Regions from separate parts of the Homo sapiens genome. Here region 1 is linked to region 2. The links are chromatin contacts, found by Hi-C in ENCODE. All regions are on one chromosome and are shown on one strand. The core of a region is the stretch at or near the end of the contact, and the rest is flanking DNA. Distances in the headings are between cores, read along the strand shown. Region 1 overlaps ADAMTS9-AS2 (ADAMTS9 antisense RNA 2). Region 2 overlaps ADAMTS9-AS2 (ADAMTS9 antisense RNA 2).

Evidence for each region. Hi-C counts contacts between places; a loop is a spot of excess contacts on that map. Pooled maps may share reads with other maps.
Region 1: a loop to region 2 is called in a map of HCT116, with 2.9 times the contacts of the local background. The contact joins two enhancer-like sites. A Hi-C loop is called at or near these places in 3 of 168 maps with a recorded cell type or tissue (HCT116, endothelial cell of hepatic sinusoid and psoas muscle) and 1 of 50 pooled maps.

The regions. Positions count from the first base shown.
Region 1 is chr3:64,812,894-64,818,726 of GRCh38, reverse strand. The region is part of intron 3 of ADAMTS9-AS2 (ADAMTS9 antisense RNA 2); the gene reads right to left. Among named protein-coding and RNA genes, the nearest start is that of ADAMTS9, 130 kb to the right of the region's middle. Within about 2 kb of position 3,286, at least 7 of the 41 ENCODE cell types and tissues checked have a DNase peak (open chromatin) inside an H3K27ac peak, as active enhancers do.
Region 2 is chr3:64,756,603-64,762,068 of GRCh38, reverse strand. All of the region lies in intron 1 of ADAMTS9-AS2 (ADAMTS9 antisense RNA 2), which reads right to left. Among named protein-coding and RNA genes, the nearest start is that of ADAMTS9, 71 kb to the right of the region's middle. Within about 2 kb of position 1,633, at least 2 of the 41 ENCODE cell types and tissues checked have a DNase peak (open chromatin) inside an H3K27ac peak, as active enhancers do.

The sequences.
Region 1 (5,833 bases), core at 2,037-4,536, 55 kb before region 2:
GACAAACAGAGAGCCAAATCATGAGTGAACTCCTATTCACAATTGCCTCAGTTGATTTTTTGAGGGGCCCTCATCAAGTTAATGATGGCATCATGTTTATCCTTAATGTCAGGGCCAGTCAGGGCCCCAACAGGAAAACAATGGTAAAGTCAAATTGGGTAATTTGAGGAGAAATTAATAAAGGAGTAATTAGCAAAGTTGAGGGCAGGGGGTAGGGACAGCACAAGGGATAGTGCCATGCTGTGAGGCTAGTAATGGTCAGGGTGCTGTGTATGCTTCTAAGCCTTAAGGAACAATGAAAGGAAGTGGTTATCAGGAGAGAGAAGGGGAGTGAAGAAAAGAATGGGAGGTGGGTGGAGAAGGCTGTCTGACAAGAACTCCGATAAGTTTACAGGAAGAGAATTTTTGGAAGATGAACTCCAAATTGAATCTATTTCCTCCCTGCATCTCTTGCTGGCTTCCTATTTCTTTGAACCTACTGTTAGGTAGAGGGCATGGGAATCAGTTACTGCAATCCTAAAAGGCCAGCCTCCCAGGGTGCTGGGCACAGAAAAGAATAGTTACGCACAGCCCAATCAGAGCTTCCAGTGCTGTGGTCAACAAGTAGTCACTATGCGTGTAATAAAACAAATCAATTTCATGCTCTTATTAGAAACAGTGTGGTTATATACAAAGGAGGAGCGGGAAGAGAGAAAGTAACTGGTATTTAGTGAGTGTCTATTATATCCCAGGCACCATTTTGGGTAATTTCCGTGTGTGAACTCAGTTAATTCTCACAAAGACAATATGCAGTGGATAGGTCACCCTCCTACAGATAAAAACATGAAGGCTAAAATATTTAAATTACTTCTCTGTTGTCATACAGCCAGTAGGTGGCTGAGCTGGGATTCATACCAGGTCTGAATGAATTCAGAGTCTCTGCTGATTGCACCATTGTATGTAATGTGTCCATGCTTACATATAATTTGAGAGCTGAAGGCTTATGTATGTGAATATTCAGTAAATACATATATACATCAATGACAGGGAAACATTTCAGGCCTCAAAGGTCAGAAATGTCATATTTGTATCAACCTATAAGTCCTCAATACACACTGGTCTAACGTTCTCCGGAATGTGCCACCCCCTTAGAAATCTCTGAGTATATTTAAACATTGCTCCCTCTGCCTAGAATGCCCTGTTCCAGCCTCCCCCTTATCCTTCAAGGCCCATCACAGATGTTGTATTTTCTAAAATCCCTCACTGATGTCTAGATTTTCAGAATTAATGGCTTTTCATCTGTGTTTTCCAAATATCTCACTTGAAACACCTACCATCATTAGGTTTTTATGAGAGTAAGTAGTGTATGTGTCTCCTTCCTTAGCCTGGGTAGTAGACATTTATGGGTTCTGCCCTCACAGCCTCTATTCCCCCTTCTTTGGGTGTCAGTATCCTGGGTTTCCTTTGGGGAACCACCCCACCCGCAAGCCCCATCCCTGTGGTTAGGTTTGAGCTGCCTCTACTCCAACTCCAGGACTGGGCACAAGATCCAAGCTTAGCCAATCAGAGCAACACCTCATCCTGGACTCAGTGATTGTCTCAGAACTGGGTCCATGACCCAATCACAGCCAATCAAGCAATGTTAGCAAGGAGACCCTGGACTTCCACTGGAATGAACAAGAGAAAGGAGCTGGGGGAGGGGGCAAGGGGAGTCTTTTTCTTTTCTTTTTTTAAAAAAATATCTACTAGAAGATATAAAATCTGGAGCCACCACATAGAGAAAGCTTGTGTAGAAGTGAAGCAGACACAGAGGATAGAGGAGTAAAAAGACTGGAAGAGGCCAAATACTGATGACATTTGCTTGAACCATTTGGTTTGGCTAGCACTGCCTCAGATTTTCTGAGAAGTGAGCTGATACATTTAAATCTTCACATACTTACAACCAAAAAATCCTAACTACAGCTACCTAACAGAGCGTCTGTTGTACTGGACATGCTCAGAAAACATTCCTTAAAGTACACAGAATCCTTGTAAACTGACATCTGCCTATGCATCCAGGTCCTAAAACTAAAATCAAGTGGATCATCAGGTTTACCCTCTTCCATTTGGTTTTCAGACAGACAGTACTTGAAACATGTTTGCTAAAGACAGACAGAACTTCACATTCTCCTCCAGCACATGACACAATCAGAGGGAGATGCATTGTGCTTAAATAATGCATGAGGTAGCAAGGGCCAAGCCTGATGTATCAAGGTGTTGAAAACTGATGATGAGCCTGTCGCTTTTTTCAACCCATCTGCTAAGCTGCCCCCATGGATTATTTGTCAGTTTCTGTGAAGGAAAATGTGTGGGATGCTGACTCTGTAGGAAAATAAAATTGGGATTTTCCTTTCTAGTGTCTTGTTATTGTCCCTTACCCAAATGCATCTGTCCCTGGGCATTCTCCCCCAACAATAGTAGATAATTTCTTGGTGAATCTGAACAGCTCACAATTATTCCCTTCATTTTCACCTAACCCAAAGCAAGGAACTGACAGAAGCTACGCTTGGAAATTTTGCAGCCCACTGGACCAAGAGTGGGAGCCTGAAGTGAGCTGGGTCATTTTTCCCCAGGAATTTGAAACTAGAGCAGAGATAGAGAACAGAATGGATTCCGTCATTCCACGTGGTTGGAGCTCTAACAGATGGCCTGGGGAGCTGTGGGTGGGCATCCTTCCCCACCATGCGGGATGAGGAGCAGAGATGGTGAGTCTGCTGAGGCAAAGAAATAAAGCAGATGTGCAGATAGAAGCAGAGAGGAAGAGCATGTTGCCTATTCTAGTATTTCCTGAGCCCTCGCTGTATTTCTGCTTACACTTCCATTGCACAATCTCTCCATCTTTACACTAGATCCTCATTTTGTGAGTGAGCTAACACAAGTTGATGTCTGTTCCAGGCAATCAAGAAAAAAAAAAAAAAAAACCCTCATACATTAGCCGAAAAATTCTTAAGATGGGAAATCACCCAGGTGAGAAGAAATATCCCAGTTGAGAGAAACAAAACAAAAATTATCAAAAAGAGTTGGCAACAGTCATTCCAAAACCATTAAAGAGACGTCACTCAGCTCTAAGAAGAGAAAAATAAAGCTTCACAGTCGGCCAGCTGTGCAGAACTGAAATAGCATGGACCTACTCCATGAATTCACATAGTTGCTGAAAGTGAATTCCTTCCTGCAGTCTTCAGTCTTGCAGCTGAGCTATGAAATGTATTCCCAGTTTAAAATTCCTTTCCAAGTGCTATCCCATGACTTCACAAAGTTGTCTGCACACAAGAGCAACTCTCAAGCTGAGAGATGTCATGTTTGCATCATCGCTGACATGTAGACAAGTATTCAGATGGCCCATTAAGTAAATGCCCCTTGCAAGTATGGGGCACATCTGCTGGTTTGACAGCCTTTCTCTGCCTCTATAAGTTGGAAATCCCCAGCCTGGCTCATTAAAGAGAAACAGGCACGATTATTGTGTCAAAACACATTAGTGTATTTTATTCTGCCATTGCAGTTGCTTTTTGGCATTTGATGAAGCTAAAGAGATTTCAGGTTATGAAATCTGCGTTTCCTGCTTGTCTTTGTTTCAAAATTATATGTGGGATGATGTGGAAGAGGAATGTCAGTTAAGCTTCTGGACAATTCTCCCCAACCCACGAATGAATTGACATTCTTATAAAAAAAATCTGTCCCTGCTCCCTTTTTCTTGTCTGTTTGCTGAGCAAATGAGCTATTGGAAACAACAGAAAACATGTCCCTTTTTCTCCTCCAAAAAAAAGATAACCTTTCCCTTACTTTAATTGTAAGATGATTATCCGTATTATTTGACATCCTTTTAAAATATCTGGATAAAAGTGCAAACAACACGTTAATGAATTCTACAGATGATACTAAATTGGGAAATGCTGTTTTTCTTATTAATGACAACAATATATCAGGCAGCCATACCCAACAATAGCATCTGTGAGAGGGAAGGATGAAGTAGAGAAAGTCACATTTGTGACAAAGGCAGAAGGAGCCATGCAAAATATTAAAATTAAAATATAAAACCCAGATGTGTGAGTAGTGGACAGGTGAGCCTTGAAAACTTGTCAAACTAATGTGGCCATGTAATGGATGGACACTTAGAGAACTGCGTGCCCTGGGGACTGAGAGCTGAGCTATTTTTAGTTCCACAAGTAGAGGCATTGTGTCTCAGAACAGATAGTCTTTTCTTCCAGAACTTTAATAAGACCGCACCTGGCATAGGGTGTTCAGTTCTGGAACAGCACCACATGATGCACAAAAAAAAAAAAAGAATCCTTATATGTAAGATTTCAGGCTTTCTTTTTCTAGAAAGTAATGCAGCCACTTTTTTTTTTTTAGTAATTCCTAGCAGTAAATTGGCTGTTTTTACTAATTTGGTTCATCCTTGAGAGTATGAAAAAAATTGGATGCCTATTAAGCACCCCAGAATGAACACATTTAAATCTAAACTCTGGTCCCTTCCCTGATACCTCCACTGAAACCTGCCCTTTCCTCAGTCTTCCTGGCCTTGGTTCTTGGAATTCCATCCCTCCAGTTACCCCGGCTTTAGAATAATCCTAGACTTCCTTGTTTTCCTCAAACCCCAAATCCCATATATCAGCAAATCTTGGTAGTTCTAGTTTCAGAATAGATCCAGAATCTGACCATGTCTCACAATCTCCACTGCTACCACACTGATCACCAGGATCCCTCTGATCACGTCACTTCTCAAAAGTCTCCAGTGGCTTCCAAATCAGGGTGTCCAGGCCGGTATGATGCAGTGTGGCACTTCATACCTCTTAGATCACATCTTCTACACCTGCCTTGCCCACTCAGCTCAACCACACTAACACGCCGGGCAGAATCTGGTTATGTCTTTATAAATGCGATTCCCTGGTCTTAGAATTCTCTCACCCAGATATCCACATGGTTCACTCCAAAATCACCTCTGTAGTAAGGCATTTCCTGACTGGGAAGGGAAACTGCAGCCCACACTCACACCCCAGGCCTTCTCCACTCTCCCTGCTTTGTCTTTCTTCATTGTCCTTCTTATCAGCCAACGCACTATATATTTTGCTTATTTATTCATTGTTTGTCTCTCCCATGATATACACACCCAGAATATGCATTCCTGTTGTTTGCTTTTGTCTGTTTCATTCCCACACCTAGAACCGTGCCAATTGCACAGAAGGGGCTCTGTAAATATTTGCTTGGAAAGCTGAATGCAACTGGATGCCTGCTGCTAACGTTCATAATCAAAACACTTGATCAGAGTGAGCAAATTCTAAAAAGTATCTAAGTTCAAATCCAAAGAGCAAATCTATGGCAGAGCTAGGAATAATTTCAAAGTAACTTCCTTTGTCCATACAATGCAAGTACACTCCTTTCAGAGGCTAAATAGAGTTTTCTATACTGGCATCATCTCTAGCTAGAATATTGATCTGAAATTTGTTTAATCAGAGGGAATATATTTACAGAAGCATGTAATAGCTAAGGTAAATAGGCTTTTAAAAATCTCAAAAATGGGCTGTACGCAGTGGCTCACACCTGTAATCCCAGCATTTTGGGAGGCCGAGGCGGGTGGATCACCTGAGGTCAGAAATTTGAGACGAGCCTGGCCAATGTGGTGAAACCCCATCTCTACTAAAAATACAAAAATTAGCTGGGTGTGATGGTGCATTCCTGTAATCCCAGCTACTTGGGACGCTGAGGCTGGAGAATCGTTTGAACCTGGGAATTGGAGGTAGCGGTGAGCCAAGATTGTGCCACTGCACTCCAGCCTGGGCTGAAGTCTCAGAAAAAAAAAAAAAAAAACCCTCAGAAA
Region 2 (5,466 bases), core at 384-2,883:
GGGGAAAATGGGAGGGAAAGGAAGCAGTCCACTTTCAACCCATCCTTTGCTCACTGTACTCCACTGCAGAGTGAACTTTCAAGAAAGCAAACTCGATCAGCCCTGCCTCTGCTTAAAACTTTCAAGGATCCTCTTGACTTTTGAAGAATCATAATGTGGCCACAGCCCACATCTCCGGTCTGGCCATTCCTGCAATTCCGAGGACCTACTGCACTCTCTTTTATCTCCCTGTTTTGGCACAGGCAGTCCCCTCTGTCTTGGCCTCCCCTGACTTCTCAGCCTTGTTTGGTTAATTCCCATGCATCCCTCGTGTCTCAGCTTTGGTATTGCCTCCTCTGGGATACCTCCTCAGATCCCACCACCATCTTCCTATTCTGGGATATGCACTATGGTCTGTATCATGAATTGGAAAACTTTCTCTAAAGATCCAGATAGTAAATATTTTAGGTTTTGCCTTGCAACTACTCAGTTCTGCCATTAATGTACAAGAGCCTATGCGAATGAGTATATTCGTGTTTTATTAGAACTTTATCGACAAAAACAGATGGTAAGCTGAATTTGGTCCATGGGCTGTAGTGCGTCAATCCCTACTTTATATTTTTGTAGTTTCTTAAGATTTAATGTATTAAGACCTTAACCAGAGAGCATGAGCATCTTGGGGACAAGGACTAAGTAAGTCATCTCTTCACTCCCAGATGACCCAAGGCACGCATGATGTCCTATGGCAGTTGAGTGCACACGTGTGTGGATGAAGAAACTGGGAAGGTTTAGTCAATCAGTCAATCGATCTTCTATGACTACTTCCCTCTTTCACAAGCAGTCCTCTCTCTTAGTATTTTCTAAAATATTAAAATTGTCTTTGGATTTGGGGTAGAGAGGAGGGAAATGGAGTAGTTAGCAAGAAGCTTGTCCTTTTCTGTTCTCTGAAGGGGAAACAAGGACACAGGAAATTTCTTCCTGTCAAATCTCCAGGCCCTGAATAATTGGCTCTTCAAAAGATTCCAGATTATACTTGGTAGGCCTTCCAGCTCCCAGATTGCTGGCAGGATCTGGTCAGCATCATTCCTTGGGCCTACACATCAGGGCTGTCAACGAACGATCTGACCCCTCCAATATCTTGTTGAGGCACATTTTTGTCCATTGATCCTGTTGAATTTCCAGCAAACCTGGGTAGCTCCTGGGCAAGCATTTCTGGCTGTTTCTTTATGCTGTGATAACTAGCTATGGTATTTGAACAGGCCTGGGTATCTCCAGGGACCTTATGGGGAGTAAAGGATTCCCATCTGTCCCCCAGTAGCTCACAACCAAATGAATTTTAAAATGCTCTCATTCTATAGCAACCACCACTACCACTGTCATAACAGAAACCACCTCCTAAAGCTCTTTGGAGGGGTAGAAGGAAAGAGAAGAAAGAATGGCAAAAGCACGGTGAATTTTTGCTCTTTTTCCCTGCCCAGTTCACGTCCCCTTTTTTCTGGTGTAAGTACCTTTGTTTTCATATGGGAAATCACTCCTTTACTCCTTTCTCTCTCTCAGTTCATATGGTCTGTAGAAGATAAGACCTAGCACTATGATCGAGAGGTGTGTGCATGATTCAGGCCTCGCCAGTCTGTGTGTTCTATCTCCCTGGCTAGAGAGGCTATTTCAGAGGGATTGGCCTGTGGCCCACGTCAGGCTCATCAGAACAATTTTTGGTACTTTTGGTGGAACTACTGGGAAAAATTAGGTGAACTAAGGGGATACTATATAAGTTAAGAGTAACCAGCAGCCACTTAGTCAAAATAGGTGGATGCAGGGTTGAGAGATAAAGAAAGTCAGAGTTCTAATGGAATCTGAGCCCCTGATCCAGCCTTACCTGAACCTTGACATCCCCCCTGAACTTTTCAGGATTGTGAGCCAATAAACTACCATCTTTGCTTCAGTTAGTTAGAGTCAGGTTTCCGGCACTTGTGACTAAAAGAATCTTCACTACTAGAAGGAGTGTTTATATACTCAAAGTACTTAAGACAGAATGTTCTAACTTACAAAAGCTTGGGATTCCCCATTCTAAGAATAGAATATTCTGCCATCAGGTTGGCTAGTATTTCATTTTGACGCCTCCTCCTGTGATAAGCAAACATGTAAGTGGTGACCCACTTTCTTGCATGGGACCTTTGTTAGAGCCAAAGATAGACTGGAGATAATTTGGGTCCATGAAGTTAAATGCATTAGGAGCCAGATGCAGTGATGTGCACCTGTGATCCTAGCTACTTAGGAGGATGAGGTAGGAGGATCACTTGAGCCCAGGAGTTTGAGACCAGCCTGGGCAACATAGTAAGACCACATCTCAAAATGAAAAATAAAAAATAAATGTGGCAGAAATGGCCTCCACTGATCAGTCATGGATATTTCCCTTTAGAGTCATTGGGTAGTAAAGCTGGAAGAGACCTTAGACTATCTGGTCTGGCCTCCTCATTTGACAGAGGAGGAAACTTATACCCCTGGAGAGAATGTTTACTGAAGCTGCGTATATACTTTAGTGGCCAAGCCAGCATTAGAATTTAGGTATCCAGACTCATCCCTTGATAAAAAGCCTGCAACTGTGTGCAGGCTTAGAGAGGTGCCATGGGAGATGAAAAGGAAGCTGCATTTGGAGTCAGAAAAGGTATGCATGACCTTGGACAAGTCACCTGATCCTTTGAAGACCCAGCTCCTTATTGGGAGATTAGGGATGGAATTAGCTCTTTGCATCTCACAGGGTTGTTGTGATGAACAAGTGGTAAGTTATGGATAAAAGTGCTCTATAAACTCGAAAGTATGATTTTTGCATTCAGCCAACAAATGATTGGAGGTCTACTCTGTGCTTGATACACATATAAGGGTCAAACAATGCATGAAGTCATGCTCATATGAAGCTTATATTTTAGCACAAGGAGACAGAATAGACAAAACAGAAAAACGTTAAGTCAGGATGTGTTACGAAGAAAAATAAAGCAAAGAAAGAGGTACAAGGGATACAGATGTAACTAGGCTGGGCAGGGAAGCCTCACTGGGAAGATGACAGTGGAGCATCACCTACCTAAGGAGGGAGAGAGAACCAACCCTGCAAATGGAAGAAGCTGCTTTGTAAAACACACCTTCCTTCTGTGAAGTCATAGTTTCTTAATGAATTCCAAACTCTTGTATCTACTTGGTCAAATAGCAGTAAGCTTTGCTCAAATATATGTGTGATTGTACTTACCAAAGTGGCAATAATAATAAGTAGAGGAGATAAAATAATAGGTAGAGGTTTGGAGCATGGGAGAGTATAAATTGGCATATTCTTTCTTGAGGGGAAATTTAGCAATAGATCTTTTCTATTCTTCCACCCAGAATTTCTCCTTCTAGGCACTTGGACTAAGAAAATAACATAATTACATGTTACATGATTTTTTGTAAAAGTAATTACTTTAAAATGGCCCTGGAGAGTCCACAGTTCTTTCAAAAATGTGTGCAATGACTTGGCTACAAAAATATTCATTATCTCAGCATTATTTATAACAGTACAACATTTGAAACATCTTAAACATCCATCTCTTTGGAACTGGCAATCAAATATGGTATTTTCACCAGAAATTCCAGGAATGGCTCAGTTTGGGCTGACTTGGCTTATGGACCCATCCCTAAACTAGTCTTTATGACCAGGAAAACAGAAATTACTGCTTGGTAAGAAGCAGTTCTATGCAGCCATTAGAAATGATATTGTAGACATTTGTCTGTATTTGTCTAAACATTATTCACTTAAAATGGGTGCATTTTGCTGTCTGTGCATTTTATGCTCAATAAAGTTTATCAAAACAAAAAAAGTGAAACTATAGGATTATTTATGGATGTTATTATTTGTTCACTTATTTTAATAAATTATTCATTTAATTAATTCATTTAACCAATCTTTCTCTGAATGAACACTTAGCTTTAACTCTTTTGCAAGTCTCAAATATTGCCATTATCTTTCCTTAATGTGACTCTTTTGACACATATGTAAATATTTCTCAATGACAAGATGCTCAAAAATGAAATTGCTAGGTCATAGGATATACGCATTATTAGCTTTGTTTCACATTCCTATATTTCATACATGCTACAGTTACATGTTGTATGACACATTTTTCAAAAAGTGACCATTTGGTCAACAAAGTTTGTCCAAAACAAAAAGGTGAAATGATAGAAGTACTTGTTTACATGAGAGATTTTTATTTGGGAAAAGCATAAATCACAAAATGGATGCACTATATTACCTAATATATGTCACATATAGGTTAAAGCAAAGTCTACAAAGATAGACTTCAAAATATTAAAAAATGTTCTGAGTAGCGGGCTTACAGATTATTTTTATTGTCTTTTTTATTAAGCAATTTTTTACTGGAAAAATTAAATCATGCTCCTGGTTTCAAAAACATCATAGTACAGATGAATACAAAACAACTCTAGCTCTTTCAAATAACCATTTTTTTAATAGTTTCTCAGGTATTCCAATTTTTTCTATGCATATACAAGCACATATCTGGGCATCTGAGGCTTTCTTGATATAAATAAGCCTCTTGTGTACACAAATAGAAGCAAACTGAATACACTATTCTGTAACTTGATTCTTTTTCTTAATTCATCTTAACTCTCAATCAATATCAGCACTTATAAATAAATCTGGGTCATCTTCAAATGTTTGCAAATTATTTCATTGTAGGGATGTCCTATAATTCATTTAACCAATCTTTTTATGAATGAACACTTAGACAGTTTTAACTCTTTTGCAAATCTCAAATGTTGTCATTATATTTCTTTAATATGCCTCTTGTGGCACACGTATAAATATTTCTCAGTGATGGATACCCAAAAATTGAAATTGCTAGGTCACAGGATATATGGATTATTAGCTTTGTTCCACATTCCTATATTTCATATGTGCTACAGTTACAGGTTATATGACACTTTTAAAAAAAAGTTACTTTAAAATGACATTGAAGAGACTAACACAGTTCTTTCAAGAACCCTCACTTAGCTAAATGATTTTTCCTTTGACCCTGGGAGAGAAGGGCCCATGTGCTGGACCTGTAGAACCATGCCCAAAGGACACATTCTTATTAGTTTGCCAATTATTATTATTGGTTTGAGAGGATGACGGGCTGGAATCTGAAACAACAGCCTCAATATATAGTCCATCTTATCATGCCAGAAAATCTCAGGACTCATTACCAAGGATGTACACCCATTTAATAAAGCAGCCAGGAAAGACAAGCTGCTGACTGTAGGAAATGGGAAGGTACTGCTATATCTTTGGCATCAAATTGCCCTGAGAGAGGCAAAATTGTCAGAAACCCATAACACTTTCACAGCCTATTAAGAGTGGCATGACAGGCTTGGCGGAGGCTAAGAAAAGAGGAGATAAACTTGCCTGAAAATGAAAAAAGTGGTTGGACTGAAATGCCATAGACCTTCATTTGTTCAGGC